3 separate regions of the Mus musculus genome follow, and all the other regions are linked to region 3. A link is a loop called in an ENCODE intact Hi-C map of the cell type or tissue named here. Cell type or tissue: left cerebral cortex. All regions are shown on one strand.

Evidence for each region. A loop is a pair of places that touch in the nucleus more often than their neighbours do. Peaks named below come from ENCODE experiments on the same cell type or tissue, not always from the same donor. Only the 100,000 strongest peaks of a DNase experiment are listed, where the experiment ranks them.
Region 1: a loop joins it to region 3, with 4 times the contacts of the local background. A loop is called at or near these places in 4 of 42 quality-filtered maps.
Region 2: a loop joins it to region 3, with 2.8 times the contacts of the local background. A loop is called at or near these places in 5 of 42 quality-filtered maps.

Annotation. Positions count from the first base shown.
Region 1 is chr16:38,981,902-38,986,901 of GRCm38, forward strand. All of the region lies in intron 1 of Igsf11 (immunoglobulin superfamily, member 11), which reads left to right. It also overlaps the pseudogene Gm34258. Among named protein-coding and RNA genes, the nearest start is that of Igsf11, 82 kb to the left of the region's middle. In left cerebral cortex, CTCF peaks have their summits at 1,213 and 2,128; DNase peaks (open chromatin) are centred at 1,058, 2,111, 3,179 and 3,698; H3K27ac peaks cover 1,935 bases.
Region 2 is chr16:38,952,685-38,957,684 of GRCm38, forward strand. The region is part of intron 1 of Igsf11 (immunoglobulin superfamily, member 11); the gene reads left to right. It also overlaps the pseudogene Gm34258. Among named protein-coding and RNA genes, the nearest start is that of Igsf11, 53 kb to the left of the region's middle. In left cerebral cortex, a CTCF peak has its summit at 380 (motif pointing right); a DNase peak (open chromatin) is centred at 2,841; H3K27ac peaks cover 2,324 bases.
Region 3 is chr16:38,900,115-38,905,114 of GRCm38, forward strand. Igsf11 (immunoglobulin superfamily, member 11) reads left to right here and starts at 2,231. Exons shown (of 7, transcript NM_170599.2): 1 at 2,231-2,445. The coding sequence starts at 2,394. In left cerebral cortex, a CTCF peak has its summit at 2,115; DNase peaks (open chromatin) are centred at 220, 745, 1,230, 2,151 and 3 more places; H3K4me3 peaks cover 2,669 bases; H3K27ac peaks cover 2,961 bases.

The DNA of each region.
Region 1 (5,000 bases), 82 kb after region 3:
CTTGTGTGTCTCTAGTTCTTTTCCTTCTTTCTTTTTTCTTTTCTTTTCTTTTCTTTTCTTTTCTTTTCTTTTCTTTTCTTTTCTTTTCTTTTCTTCTTTTTCTTTTTCTTTTCCTTTCTTTTTCTTCTTTTTCTTTCTCTCTCTCTCTCTCTCTCTCTCTCTCCTTTTTCTTTTTCTTTTCTTGTTTCATGCCAAAGGAAATAGTCCCCCCACCAACTGGAATCTGCCCTGCCCGCCCCCCCTCCCCCGCCCCTGCCGTTGCCCCCAGGGCTCAGTAACTAGAATGGGAGCCCACAGACATGGTGCCTAGGATCACAGAGCCCCTGGACCCCCGGGGAGGGTTTCCTCTCCTATGCTAGCTTAGCTCAGGTTTCAATGGTTTGTCTTTGCAGTAAAGGGGGTCTCCCAAGGGATGTGTGATTTCTTTTTAAAAAATTCCGTTGGCTGAGCTCACTTTGTGAGCTTCATTACCACCACAGACTTAGGCAGTAGTTGCCTCCCTGCCTAGACCTAAAAGGAATTCATTGTATTCAGAAGTTAAGTGCAAAAACTAAAATTAGAAAAGAGACATTAAAAGGCAAATGTTAGCAGGAAATAGATAAATCTAACCCCCTTGCATATTTATAGTGTAAATGCATTTGACACACACCTTTTTCTATTATTTATTTATTATTACTTTTTTTTTAAATCTTTCCACCCATTTCTTGCCTCTGTGGTTGGTTCTGTGGTAGCTCGGGTGAAGGTTATAAGAAAGGAGGTCATAAAGAGGTTGCGTGTTCTCTGGCACTGAGGCAGCTAGAACACACCGTCCCTGTACCAGCTCCCTGCTCTCTGCCCTCACAGGCTAATTGTGCCCCCTGCCCCGTAGGCCTCCTGCTGAGCGGAGGATGCTTGAAACCTCACACAGAGGAGGCAGTCCTCCTCATTTTACTTCTTTTAAGCCTTATCACTTTTCATCAATTCTGTTGCTACCACAGTGTAGAAGGATACAAGAACGAACTGTCCGTCTGCACCATTTTTATTTTATGTGGGTGTTTTGTTCCTTCTGCTTTTTGCTTGTGTATTTACATTTTATTTGACTTTATTTTTGCAGAGATATGAGGGAGGGAAAGCTCAGAGACGGGACCTGATGTAGAACAGTTGGGATTTGGTTAATCTGCTTAGAAACAGCACTAATCGGTGCATCATCGGATGCCTGGACAACAGTGCCCCCACCTGCTTCTCCCTCACCCTGTTCTTGCCTCTTGGTTTCATGGACGCTTGACAATTTATTTCCGACCCTTTTTTTTTCTTTCTAATACTTTTCTCTTTTACTTTTGTTTGTATTTTATTTTTGAATCTTCCTTCTGAGCTGTCGCGGAAAGTAGTTAGCCTTTTGACCTCTGGTGGTTGGAGGCATAGAAATATATTTACTCATATCCTATAGTATGAGCTTTTCCTTAACACATAATTAAGAGCAGTTTTATAGTCCCTTCATTCGTCATAGAAAAGCATAGCTAAAGGTATGCATCAAAATGCTCCTATGGCCATTGGTTTTTGAGGCATCTTCTGCCACTGGAGCACTTAGAGGGTGTACTGGAGTCAGCCTGTTTTCTGATTGCTTACAGCTGGAAGTTTCTTTATGAGCTCAGAGTCAGTCATTGGTTATTAAATACCTCTTTGTGCCAGGAAAATTTAAGGTATACTTTCCAAAGCGATCCTGTGAGGTAGACATTTTTATCTCTTAAAAATGCTAAATGCCCATTTCCAGGACTTGACAGAGACCTGGGCTAAGGGAAACACCCAAGAATCAATGGAGATGACCTTAGTTAGTAGCTGTGACTCACAGCATTGGGGATATGGAACCTGAAGAGGCCACCTCCTGTAGCCAGGCAGGAACCCCAGTAGAGTGATAGAGACACCAGCCTACCCATAAAACTTCTGTCCCTAAATCTGTCCTGTCTACAAGAAATGCAGGCACAGGGGATGGAGCAGAGACTGAGGGAATGGCCAACCAATAACTGGCCGAACTAGAGACCCATCCTATGGACAAACACAAATCCCTGGCACTCTTAATAATGCTCTGTTAGGCTTGCAGACAGGACTCTAGCAATCCTATCCCCTGAGAGGCTCCCCCAGCAGGTGACTCAGAGAAATACAGACACTCACACCCAAACAGTGGATGGAGCTCCGGGACTCTTATGGAAGAATAGGAGGAAGGATTGCAGCCTCAAAGTGGATAGGAACTGTACAGGAAGACCAACAGAGTCCTGGACCCTTAGGACTCTCAGAGACTGAACCACCAACCAAAGAACATACATGGGCTGGACCTAGGCCTCCCCGCACATATGTAGCAGATGTGCAGCTTGGTCTTCATGTGGATCCTGAACAACTGGAGTGGAAGTTATCCCAAAAGCGGTTTCCTATAAGTAGTCTATGCTCTTCTAGCTGGGCTGCCTTGTCTGGTCTCAGTGGGAGAGGATGTGCCTAGCCCCACAGAGACTTGATGTGCCAGGATGGGAGGATACCCAGGGGCCTCACCCTCTCTGAGGAGAAGGGGAAAGAGGTAGGGGAGGACTGTGGGAGGGGGTGACCAGGAGGGGAGCAGTGAGTGGGGTGTAAAGTGATTAAGTTAAAAAAAATAGGGTACAAATCTAAACAGAACATTTACAGTAAAGGAAATTCAAATGGCTGAGAAAAAAAAAAAAAAAAAGCTAAATGTCTAAGGCTACCAGAGAAGCTTTTCCTTAAACTTGCCACATTGGAGTGCCAGGTCTCCACCATTACTGGGGACTGTATGGCTTAGAGTTAGGAAAGATTCTGCAGTCATATTAGGGACAGAGGCCTGCCTCCATCTCTGGGCCACTGTGTCCCTGTATAAAATGGGACCTAGCCTTGTTACTGAGATTTACGGAAATGTTTGCAGCACTATTTAGTACATACATCTCTGATGGCCTACATAACAGCCATGCTGGGCACTCTCCTGTCCTCTCCTGTCACTGAATACTGGGACCTGGTGTATAGTTTCAATGTAGAATCTAAGTGAAGAAAGCACTATGCTAAGAAACTCTGAATTGGCACGATAATCTCAGGGGTGCGCAGGGTTCCAAGCAGGGCATCCAGCAGCACATCTCGTTTTGGAGGCTAGCAGAATGTTGAAATCCAAAGGATGGGCAGAATTAGAAGGACCATGTGGTGATTCTAAGAAAATAGACCATCCTGAGTTCCAAGGTGGGAGAGACAGGCGCTGCTGAAGAGTAAATTTACTGAAAAGATAGGCAAAGCCAGATGCAGCAGGGGCTGGGAGGCTGTGTGAAGGACGTGGACTCATTATCAGGATTGGATCATATGTCTGTCATACCTCTTTCTCTCTGCATCCCTAGGTTTCTGTGAGTATCTGAAAGATAACAGATTCCCTCTCCCCCCTCCCATCCCAAGTACTATTCTATCATGCTATACATTCCTCCAAAGAACGCCTCAGCTGCTTACAAGTGAAACCAGGACAGACACAAACACATTAAAGAGCTCAAGAAAAAGAATGAAAACCAGTGTTCCATTTGGAAGAGGTGCAGCGAGCTGTGCTTAGAAAGAGCCTGTCTCAGAACAGAGTATCCTTCTGATGGTCTCAGATGGCTCTATTTGCTCATAATAACTCTACTTGTTGGTTTAGCCACTTCTGTCACGTGAATGCCCCATTAAACAAATGAAGCTCGCCTGCTGCAGCCAAGTGGGGATGCTCCAGTGTGTGGTGAGGTTGAGAGAGCACTTGTATTTAACAGTGAAGGCCACTGCTCTGGCCCTTTGCCACCTGGAAACTCTAGATAGCATTTCCCAATAGAAATCTTCACTCTGGTAACCCAGTGAATGTGCCAAAGTCCAAAATAGCAATTATTCTGTCAATAAGGAAACCTAACCTGAGAAGGAAAAGTAGTTTGTTCTCAGCCATGTTTAAAAATCTGTGTTCTTCAAAAGTTCCTAGAAAATGTAGCAGCAAGAATTTTGATGTTTTTCTGCCCCTGAGAAAGGCAGGTCTCTTACCAGCTCACATGTGACTGGAGAATTATGGGATCTGAGAGGATGTCCCAGAATGCCAGAAACATAGACGTTAGGTTCTCTCAGTCTTTGTAACCACCCCTGGCCTGAATCTAAACTGGAGTTTCTGATATTTGAACATACAGAGATTAAAAAGTCTTTCATGTAGTCCTTGGTGCATTAATATTTACTTTAAAATTATATTCATTAGTCCTATCCTGAACAATGATTAGCAAGAACTGACTATCCATCTCTTTTAAGTTGTTTGAACTTTTAATTGGAATCTCCCTCTCTCTCTCTCTCTCTCTCTCTCTCTCTCTCTCTCTCTCTCTCTCTCTCTCTCTGGCTGTGTGGCATGGAATTTAATATTAATTATTGAGGCTCCTTTAGTATGCGCAAGGTACAATGCTGGACTCTGAAGCAGCCCTCTTAACTTCCTATGGAATAACTATTGATGTTTCCCTCTCGGGCTTGAAGTCGGCCCCGTTACATTGATGATGCATGGGGAATCTTGCGATGATGAAACCCATGGCCAAGGATGGCCATCTTTTCCTGGTCCTGTCAAGTCTCATTTTTTATGGGCAAAATAGAGCACAAGTCTCCTTGTGTCAGGGAACTTGGACAATTTCCAGTCCCCTGCCTCTGGACCCTTTTGTCTGGCTCAGTGGCAGCCACTCCTACTTCCTCAGGGGCCCTAGGGCTCACACAGGAAAAGAAGGCGGGTTCACCTTTCTACTCTGCAAAGCCAAGCAGTGAGGAACCTGAGCTGGGCAGGAGCAGGGAGGGAAGAGGGAGGTGGAGAGGAGAGAGAGACAGTTTTTGAAGTTAGCATTTGTTGCTGGCTTATGTCTTCTGCATGGCTGCCCATCATATTTTGAATAATATTTCTGTAAGTTCATGTTAGGAGTAGATGTTGGAGATGACATCTCAAATTTCTCAGCTCCTATAGAGACGTGGGTCTTTCATTCAGACCCCTGTAGGCGTGAGGT
Region 2 (5,000 bases), 53 kb after region 3:
CCTCTTTTATGGTATTAGGAGACAGGTGAAGGGGGTCCTAGGCATGTGATGGTAACAGCTTGGGGTCCTGCCTTTGTTAATTTATCTGAAAGAAGAGACACAATGATATTAAAACAGTTAGGAAAGATAGTTTCAAGATTTAAGCCAGTTGCCATTAACTCAAAAAGAAAAAGTTAGGAAAGAAACTTATGTTGAGTCTGGATTTCTCTACAAAGCCAGTGCTGGCTGGCCTTGAACTCCTGACCCTCCTGCTTCAGCCTCCCAAGTGTTAACATTTTGGGTGTGCATTATCATGCCCAACTAACAAACTATTTTGTTTTTAAGATTTATTTATTTTATGTATATGAGTGTTCTATCTGTATGCGCACCTGTGTGCCAGAAGAGGGCATCGGATCTCATTACAGATGGTTGAGCCACCATGTGGTCGTTGCTGGGAATTGAACTCAGGACCTCTAGAAGAGCAGCCAGCATTCTTAACCTCTGAGCCATCTCTCCAGCCCCACAAAATCATTCTTAAAAACTTATTTTTTCTTTTTACTTTATATTTTTATTTTATTTTTATGTATTTTATTTTATGGGTGTTTTACACTCTTAGTCAAAAGGCCAAGAATCGATTTTATGCGTGTTTTGCCTGCATGTTTGCCTTTGTGCTGTGTATACCAAGTACCAGTGGAGGCCAGAACTGCAGTTAAGGATAGTTGTGAGCCACCATGGGTGCTGGGAACTGAACCCAGTCCCCCTAGAAGAGCAACAAGTACTTTTAATGGCTGAGCCATCTCTCCAGCCCCTGACAAGCTCATTTGTAAGGAAAAAAAAAAATACTGAATTCCTTTGGGAGATTGAAGCCATGGTTACTAGAATGGTGAATTGAGATTTGACACTCTAGTTTTGTGAGTGTATAAGGCAGGGATTAGCAGTGTTTGAGATATTTTTTGTTGTTGCACTCAAGTTCCTTCCAGAATTCCATATTTCATAGGTAGGACCCATTTCTGAAACGCTAGGACAGGCTTGTGGAAATCTATGCTTTGTAGTATAAACTGAAAACTTGCTGCGGACATTTAGCTTCTGTTTCCTATTGTTAAACAGAGCTGTTTTCATTTGTAACGTAACCTACATAGACAAGTGAATTCACTTTTAAGAAGAGATACTATTGAAGGAAGTAGAAAGGCTGGGTAATATTTAGAGTTATATTTGGTGTTGTGAACAAATGATTTAATTTTGATCTTCCAAGGCAGGGGTTCTTCAATAAGAGGCGATGGGGGAGAATTTCTTTTCTGTGGGACTTAATCTGTAGCCATCTGCTGCTGGATCTCATTATGTTCTTCACGTAATTAGAGTAATTAGGATGAGGCTTGTGCCGTACATTAGTCTTGGGAAGGGGGCTGAACTATTTCAAGGCTTGCTTTGAGACACCGGAGATTAATGGCCTAATCCTTGAGGTAAACTGATAGAAACGGAGAAAAGTGTGTAAGCCCAGAAAGGAAAGGTAATTGTGTTCGTTATATAATGCTAATCTTTTTTTATCATGATGGTAACTCTATGTTTTGAAAGCTTAACTCTATGAGAAAAACAGCTGGTGAGGGAAAGAAAGAAGATGGCAATAGCGGTGTACCTACTGTTCATGGTACCAACCTGGTTTCAGATTAGACCCCTCCCTGATTAGGAAAACGAAAAACAGCAAAAAGAGAAATCAAAGGAAATGGCAAAATTATAGGCGTGCAGAGCTTTCTGGGGGAGGCAGCTGCGTGGTTTTCACAGTGAAGAGGGGCAAGATCAGGTCCTGCAAACACTTTGTGTGTAAGCACTGTGGGGTCCTCAGGCTAGATTACAAAATCCTCCAAGGTCTTCTGAGATACGAGGACCCGTCCACATCCTGGGAGGAGGGGCTTACCACGAGGATTGACAGTTCTTCCTTCCCCGGTACTCGCTTTTCTTCATCATGGTCACCAGTATAGAAGTGGTCATCCTCACTGAACAGCCATGCCGTTTGGCTCCAGGCCAGTCTCCCTTGGCCATCAACTGCACTTGTGAAGAATTCCACTCTCCTATATCTGCCATTCACATACTCTCATCGAAGGATTGTTTTGTCCCCGGGGCCAAGCTTTTACTTGACATTAAGATGACCTGGAAGGAGACCAACACACTTTATCTCCTACGGGATGAGACCTCTTTCCAGCTAATCTAGTGACCCCTGTCTTTCAAATGTACCCTGACTGGTCTTGTTTCTCGACATATGCCATTGATCCCGCCTCCCCCACCTTGCCCTTGATTCTCAGCGTTCCATATCTTTTGTGGTCCAGCTTAGCATCACAGTTGCAATTGTACCAATCTCTTATCGTCCCACATGACTTTATTTAAAGTCTTTCAGGGCGCAGCAGAGTTGCTGGCAGTCTATTCAGTGTTAGGGATTGAAGCACAGGTCTACAGAGACAGGAGCCCTGGAGGCCAAGATGGCCTGCCTCTCTTTGAATGTCAAGTTGCTGTGGCACCAGGTTTTTGGGAACTGAGACAAGTCAGTTAAAGAAATGAGTGGGGTCTTTATTTCACCTCCTCTGTTTCATCTTCTGTCAAAGCCGTGGTGTCATCGATTCCAAGGCACCAAATTCCTGACTCAGGCTCTTAACAGAGAAAGCCAGTTTTTTTTTGTTTTTTGTTTTTTGGGGGGGGGGCTTTTTTTTTGCTCATTTTTCGGGAAATTATCCTGAATGTGTTGAATGCCTTTCTCTGCTGGGTGGGTGCCCAGGCCTTATACACAGAACGGTTAATTCTGGGCTGGCCATGCCCAACTCTATTCAGATCAGGACTCATTTATGTGTGCCAGGCCACTGCTGGGGTTGGCATATGTTGGTGGGCAGGAAAGGCCTGGCCCCTCTCTCTCTGCATATGACAAGCTCTGCTCCCTGCCGGGAGGGGCAAGTGGTTGCGGGTAGAGAGATAGATGGCTCAGTGTGAGAGGAGCAGAGAGAACATGGGCTGAGAGATAGGGGACGAGCAACCACAACAGAAATAAAAGATGCGCTAAAAATAGAGGAGACTGAAATCCGTATCACCAGTGGAAAGGGCCGGGTGGAGTGCCTTTCTAATGTCTTTTCCCCTTTCTTCCTCTCTCCTCCTTCCTTTTATTTACAAGTTACAGTGCTTATATACTCAGCTCTTTAGACATAACACTTTTAAAAGAAATTAGTGTGTGTGAGCACACACATCCATGCGCACACTTGTGTAGGTCAGGGGGCAGCTTTATGACGTTGTCTCTTTCCTTCTACCTTTACACGATTTCTAGGAATCAAACGGAAGTCCCCTGGCTTGTGCAGAGCCTTAGTTTAGTTATGATTTCTATTGCTGTGATAAGACACCATGAACTAAAGCAACTTGGGGAAGAAAGGTTTTGTTTCAATCTCCGTCATCCAGGGAAATCAAGTCAGGAACTGAAGCAGAGGCCAGTCACAGCCTCCTTTTTTTAAAAAACAACACTCAGGACCACTAGTCCAGGGGTGGCACCTCCTGAGGTAAGCTGGGTCCTCTCACATCAATCATCAGTCAAGAAAATGTGCCAGCAGTGTCCATAGGCCAGTCCAATAGGACCATTTTTTTTTTTTTTGTCTATTAAGGTTCCTTCTTTCAGAATGACTCTTGTTTCCAATTGACATAAAACTAGCCAGGACACAGAGCAAGAGCCACATTGCTGGCTTTGGATGTGAATCCTTTTTTTTTTTTTAAAGATGTATTTATTTTATGTGTATGGGTAAACCTGTGTATATATCTGTGCATCCTGTGTGCTCAGTACCCATGGGCAGGCCAGAAGAGGGCATCCTTTGGATCTGGAGGTACAGATGGTTGTCAGATGCCATACGTGTGCTGGGAACCAAACCCTGCTTCTCGGAAATAGCAACAAGTGTCCTTAAATTGCTGAGCCATCTCTTCCAGCCTGCCGAAATATTTGTTACTATTGTACACCCTCAAATGTATGAGGTTCCCTGAAGGTCATGGCTTCCAACTCTCGATCAGCGATGGTGTGAACTGCATTGTATGATCCTGCTTTGACAGGTGCCAATTCTTTATCAAAAGTGCCTTTATTTATTCCTTCCACGGGGGTCATTGAGCACTTAACATTTTTTTTTTATGCCAGTGAGGTTCTGGGCTACCTTTCTAAAAGTGTTTTCATTTATACTTGTTTCTCAAGCATAAGGCTGGTGTTGCTATGATGGCAGCCATAACTAAGTATACTGCTCAACAACTAGCTATTGAACAGTGTTCTCTTATATACAAAACAGCGATTCAGTTCTTTCTCTTGTAAAACACACGTAAGGCTGGGAGAGATTGAACAAAGTAGCTACAGTGCCCTAAGAAGCATTTGAGCAGGGGAGAAGCAACCTGAGAGACAGGGCGTCCAAAAGGCTAAATGGAGAGGAAATGTAGTTGAATATTTTCAGTGGATAAATTTAAGCTTTGCATTCTAACAGATAAAAAATTTCATGAGGCCGTGTCCTTCCATGTGTTTTCAGACCATGGGAACATGAAGAACTCATATTTAGATCCTGGTATTTAGGTGCCACCAAAATCATTGGCTGTTTATTTCTGGCCATGTGAGATGCACAGAAATAAACTCCAAATAGCAAAACTCACCCCAGCTTCACTGAGAACAAAGCAGAACACCAGAGTTCTTCTTTTTCTGTTCCATGGTCTTGGGAGTCTCCTGGTATTTATCTCTGTGTGCATTATGAGGCTAGGTGAATTTAATTGAACACCTTGGATAGATCTAAATGATATGACATTAGCCCTAACATAACCATTCACTGACAATCTTGCTAACTTTAAGGGACCTATTTAATGTCCTTTCCCATCGCCAGGTTTTCCTTTGCAGACTGTAAATTTACCTGTTCAACCTTCACTCCTAGACACACACTGCTTCTGCTGAGTCTCCTGCTGCTTGGCTTAATGTGGGAGCATCTGGGCAATCTTAACAGTACTCTACCCTGCCACGAGCAATATTTATTCATGTT
Region 3 (5,000 bases):
GATCATAAGCCCAGTCTTTTATCTTGCATACCAATCCAGTCATTGACTCCAGGTTCCCTTTTGATCATCCTGTGACTCAGGGTCCTGTGACTCCAGCCACTTAATTCTTAGCAAACACACATTTTCTTTTAACATTGCGAAAGAAATCAGAGATCTGCCTGCCTCTGTTCAGCACATACTGAAAAGCTAGCTGGGTGAGATGCTGTCTTGAAGTTACCCATTTCTAGCACACTTGGACCTAAATTTGTTCTGTCTCAGGCTGATCCTGGACTCAGGAATCTGCCTACATTTGTATCTGCCTGTCTTAGTATCTTTCTGACAAGCTGGCTCATGCTGTAGCTGCCTCTGTCCCTTTAGATCTGCAAAGCCCCTTATACAATTCATATTGCATTGTTATATTTTTGCATAGTTGAGAAATTACATATTTTCTAATCCATGTTTTTAAGAGTCTTTTCCCACAGCCTGAAGGGTCCAGTTTTTATCATTTTGCTAAGACATTAGCTATACCTTTGCCTCCTTGACTCTCGATGTCTCTGGTTATCATGGAGTCATTAATGTTAACAGGAAGGACATTACTTAAAGGAGGAACATAAAATTTGTACATTATTATACATTCAAGCCCCAGGCTCACAGCAGCCACCGACACTGGTGCCTGGTGGCCCTGTCCTAGGGGCAGGAACCTTGTCATTCTGCCCCCACCAAGGCCATGCTGGACCGGCAGTTGTATACACACCACATGTGAGCCTGGTTCTTTCAGAGGTCAGAAGAGGACACTGGATCACAGATGGTTGTGAGCCACCACGTGGGTACTGGGAACAGAACTCGGGTCTTCTGCAAAAACCAAGTGTTCCTCTCTCAGTGCTCTAGTGATTGGCATTTTAAAACTTCTCCTTTTTTTCTTCTTCTTCAAAATATAACATTTCAATATTTAAATTAGTTTTATAATTCTACTTTCTTGATATTTTTGTTTTTCCTACACAGCCTTAAATCATTGTGCAAATATACTTCTCTTTAAAACATTGTTTTCTACATTTGCCATGCTCCTGAGTATACTATTGTTTCTGAGTTGTCCTGGCAAAATTGGTTCTGTGAGGTGTCGGGGTTCAGAATTCTGAAGGGCTACAGGAGTTCTAATCTAAGCTGTTCAGAATCTGATCTCATGTCTGGGAGGTTCATGGGCAGGTAGGTCCTCAAAACTCCAAGGCTCAGTGTGGGTGTGGAAGCAGAAAATGACTTCGGGCTGTAGGAGGAAACAGAAACTAAATTGGGAAAGGATGGGTGGGTAATGCTGTTCAAATAAGTAAAAGCATTTCAAATGTTATGAAGGCCTCTTCAGTCTAACCAGAGCAAACAAGCAAAAGGTAAAAACATCCATCGAAGACACAGGTGCCACAGTCAAGGCAAGACAGTACTCGGTGTTAAAAAGCAGTCTAAGGAAACGTGAGCTTGGTGAGGAATCACTTAAGACATTGGAAGATGACAAGCATGGCTGCAGGCCTGTAATCCCAGGGCTTGGGAGGCTTAGATGGAAAGGTCAGGCATTTTAGATCATCCTGGTTTTAATTGAAATAGCATTACATCACTTTTGTCTTTCCTTTGGTCTCTTCCCTCCATCTCTTCCCAGCCATACCCTCTTTTAAAACTCCTCCCGTGTTCTCCCCATTCTCAAGTTATTAACCTCTTTTTTAGTTACACATGCCTGTGTATGCATATCTATCTGTCTGCCCATCCATCCATCCATCCATCCATCCATCCATCCATCCATCTATGGAGATGCAATCCGGTTTTTTGTTGTTTGTATATGGTTTCAGGGCTGACGACTCTGCACTGGACTACAATAAGGGAACTCATCCCTTGGACAGGTTAACTTTCCTAAAGGTCTTCCTGTCTTCTAAAAGACTCCTAAGGTTCTTTCAGATAGATTAAATGGTTTTCAGGAGAGACTAAAATGGTCAGAGTAGGGACTGTTTGAAAACTTCAGCCAAGAAAGACGAGTTGGATCTGAGGGAAGCCACTTTGGGGTTTTAGGTTCAACCTGTCCTTGCAGGTTTCATGGGGACCAGAGCAGGTGGCCTGGCCGCGCCAGCCTTGAGTTCTGTGCATTCTGCGGCTGGCCACTAGGCGTCGCACTGGAGTCGCGGTTGCCCTGGAGACCGCTCGGCGAGTGGGCAGGCGGTGCCGAGCCCCCGGCTGGGGAAGAGCTGGCGGGAGCTGGGGGGAGTGGCTGCGGCGGCTGGTGGTGGCCGCGGCGGCCGGCGAGCCCGGGACGCCCGAGCCTGCCCCGAGCCTCGGCGGAGCGGAGTGGCCTCGGCGCTCCCGTGTCCCGCTTGGTCCCACGCTGCACCCCGCCGCCCAGGAGCCCGGCGGACGGCGGCTCCCCCGGCGGCTCCGGCATGACTCGGCGGCGCTCCGCTCCGGCGTCCTGGCTGCTCGTGTCGCTGCTCGGTGAGTAACTCAGCTTGTCCTGCCGCCTCGGGGGACCGAGCCCGCTGGTGCCCGCAGGGCCTGGGAACCGGCTGCCCCGGGGCGGTAGCGGAGGCCCGCGTCTGCCAGGTGTCCCCAAGCGCTGTAACCCCAGCGCCGCTCCCCGCCGCCACTTCCCGGAACGAACTCCCGCTGCCAGTCCACTTAGAAATAGTGTTAGAGTCGCCTGCCCTTACTAGAGGGCTCCAGGAAAACTTTGTAGCTTTACCACAGCCTTGAAGGAGTTTGCGATATTAAAAGAATTAAATTGATTAAAAGTTTTTTTTTTCAGATTTAAAGTTGTAACTTCATTATAACCTTTAAAACATATGCAGGGGTAAACATTTCACTTTATTAAAAAAACAAACAACAACAACAACAAAAACCCAAACGCTCGATTACATCCGAAAGCAAAGTTTATTTACACTTCGTTTTGTAACCAGAAGGGTCTAAGTTGCCTTATAAAAATACATAGAATGTAGCAATATGAGCAAGCGCTTGAAAACAGTTGGTTATTCAAATTTGATTTCTTAAGTTTTTCTTAACGTTTTGTTTTCCCCCCAGTAATCATCATAGGCAGGCTCTGAATGTCCTTTTCTACAATCCTGCCTTTGTGTGTGCATTGTTCTGTGGAATCAAGTTTTCTGACTCAGTAATTGGTTGCTGAGGTTTGCTGAAATTTGTCCAGAAGGCTTCTCTTTAAGAAGCTAGTGCAGTGATGGAGTGTGCTGTGGTTAATTCTATTTCTCTCTAGACATCTTTGTAGGTCTCCAGTCATTTTTATGGCCTTACTTGAATAAACGATGTTTTAATCTTGATGTAACCCAGTTTTAGGTCGTTCACCTGGTATAGGAGAAAGCATAGCAAACTGGCCTGTTACCGTCCATGACGATACCAGGGACCGTGTTCTGACGTCTTGAAGTTCAGTAGGCATATTTTTTAGTGACACTATACACGTAGTGAGGTCACATACCAAAGTGTGCATTTATGCGCTTGAGCTTCCAAACTGAGTTTGTCATTCACTGCTTTCAGCAGGCCTGTGTCTTCCTGTCCTTCTGTCAAAGGTGAAATAAGCGAATTCATAGATGTTCCTCATAATCCTTGAACACAGCTGAAATGCTGTAAACGTTGCTGTAATAACAGCTCCAAATGGTTTTGATAGAAAGATCTGTCGTTAAACTAAGTTGGAAAATCTGTCATGAAACTTAGTTGGCCGATAGAGTTTGTGTTTTGAATTTATTAGGCAGTACTTTTAAAAAGGTGATTTTGTTTCTAGGATCACTCATAGGCAGACACCTGATTTATGCCTTTGCTTTGGGTTGGAAGGATTTCTACTCAATACTAGACTGATTCTGAGGACTTCCAAGGTTGTTCCCGTCTTTGAGATGGTCTGTTCTGTAGAGCCACTTTTAACTCTCAAAAAACGTGTTCCTCTGTTCGGCAGATATTTCCTTTGCTACCACTGGGTGCACTTGGGCATCAGGTGGGTGGGTGGGGCAGGGAGACAGTGGGAGGATATGTCTGTAGCCCTAATGGGATCTTCTTAAGATCTTAAATATCAGCATGCCCAAACACTTGATGGTACAACAAATAAATGTTGAGTCGCATTTGCCAGCGGCATCAAGGAATATTTATTTCACGGCAAAGTGAGCTTTCGATCTGGACTTGGCCTAGAATTTAGATTATCTAAATGGAGGATGGTTGGGCCTTCATAGCTCAAGAAACATTGGAGCTGAAGTATATTTGAACGGAGAGTGTGTGTGGGCGGGTTCTAATGAGAGGGCAGATCTCTAACTGGAGGGGCAGAGAAAAGGCGGAGGGGAGGGGTGGGGGGAGGGAGGGCAAGCTGAGTTAGGGCTTTGTCTTGAGAAAGGCCACAGAGCTGTTTCCCCACAGGCCCAGGGGAGGCTGTGCTGAGAGAGAGTGGGGTGGTTCTATTTTGCAGTGCCCAGGAGAAAGTTGTGTCCTCCTTGAATTCTTGACCCAGACAGCGGCAGCGTCGCTTTGACTGGGTTGCGGTGTGTCTTTAGAACTTCTGTGACATCGATTCTGTTCCAAAGTGGGAAAAGTTGGATTCTGTTTGAGTGACCAACAGCGGTAATGGGGGAACAATGCACCAGAAATATAAACATCTCTTCAGTAAAAGAAAGACAAGCATATTGCTGTTATTTTTTGTTCAGTTTCTGTGAAATAAGTTTGTAGGGAATTTGTATAGAAAAGTTTACTACTGTGCAATTCCACCAATGGCTTAGACGAGTTTAAATGAGTCAGGTAAGGCCACATTTGCCTTTAATCCCAGCACCCAAGAGGCAGAGGCAGGTGAATCTCAGTGAGTTGAAGGCTAACCTCAGCTACAGAGTGAGTGCCAGGCCAGCCAGGGATACATAATAAGGCTCTCTCAACAAATAAACAGAAGAGTATCTGAAATACTTCTTTTATTGGCCGTTCTTTGAAAGAGCAGGTAATTTCACAGAATTTGAGGAAGTGTGTTAAAAAAAAAAAAGGCCGTATCCAAAAGAAAAAGTCACGAAATATTT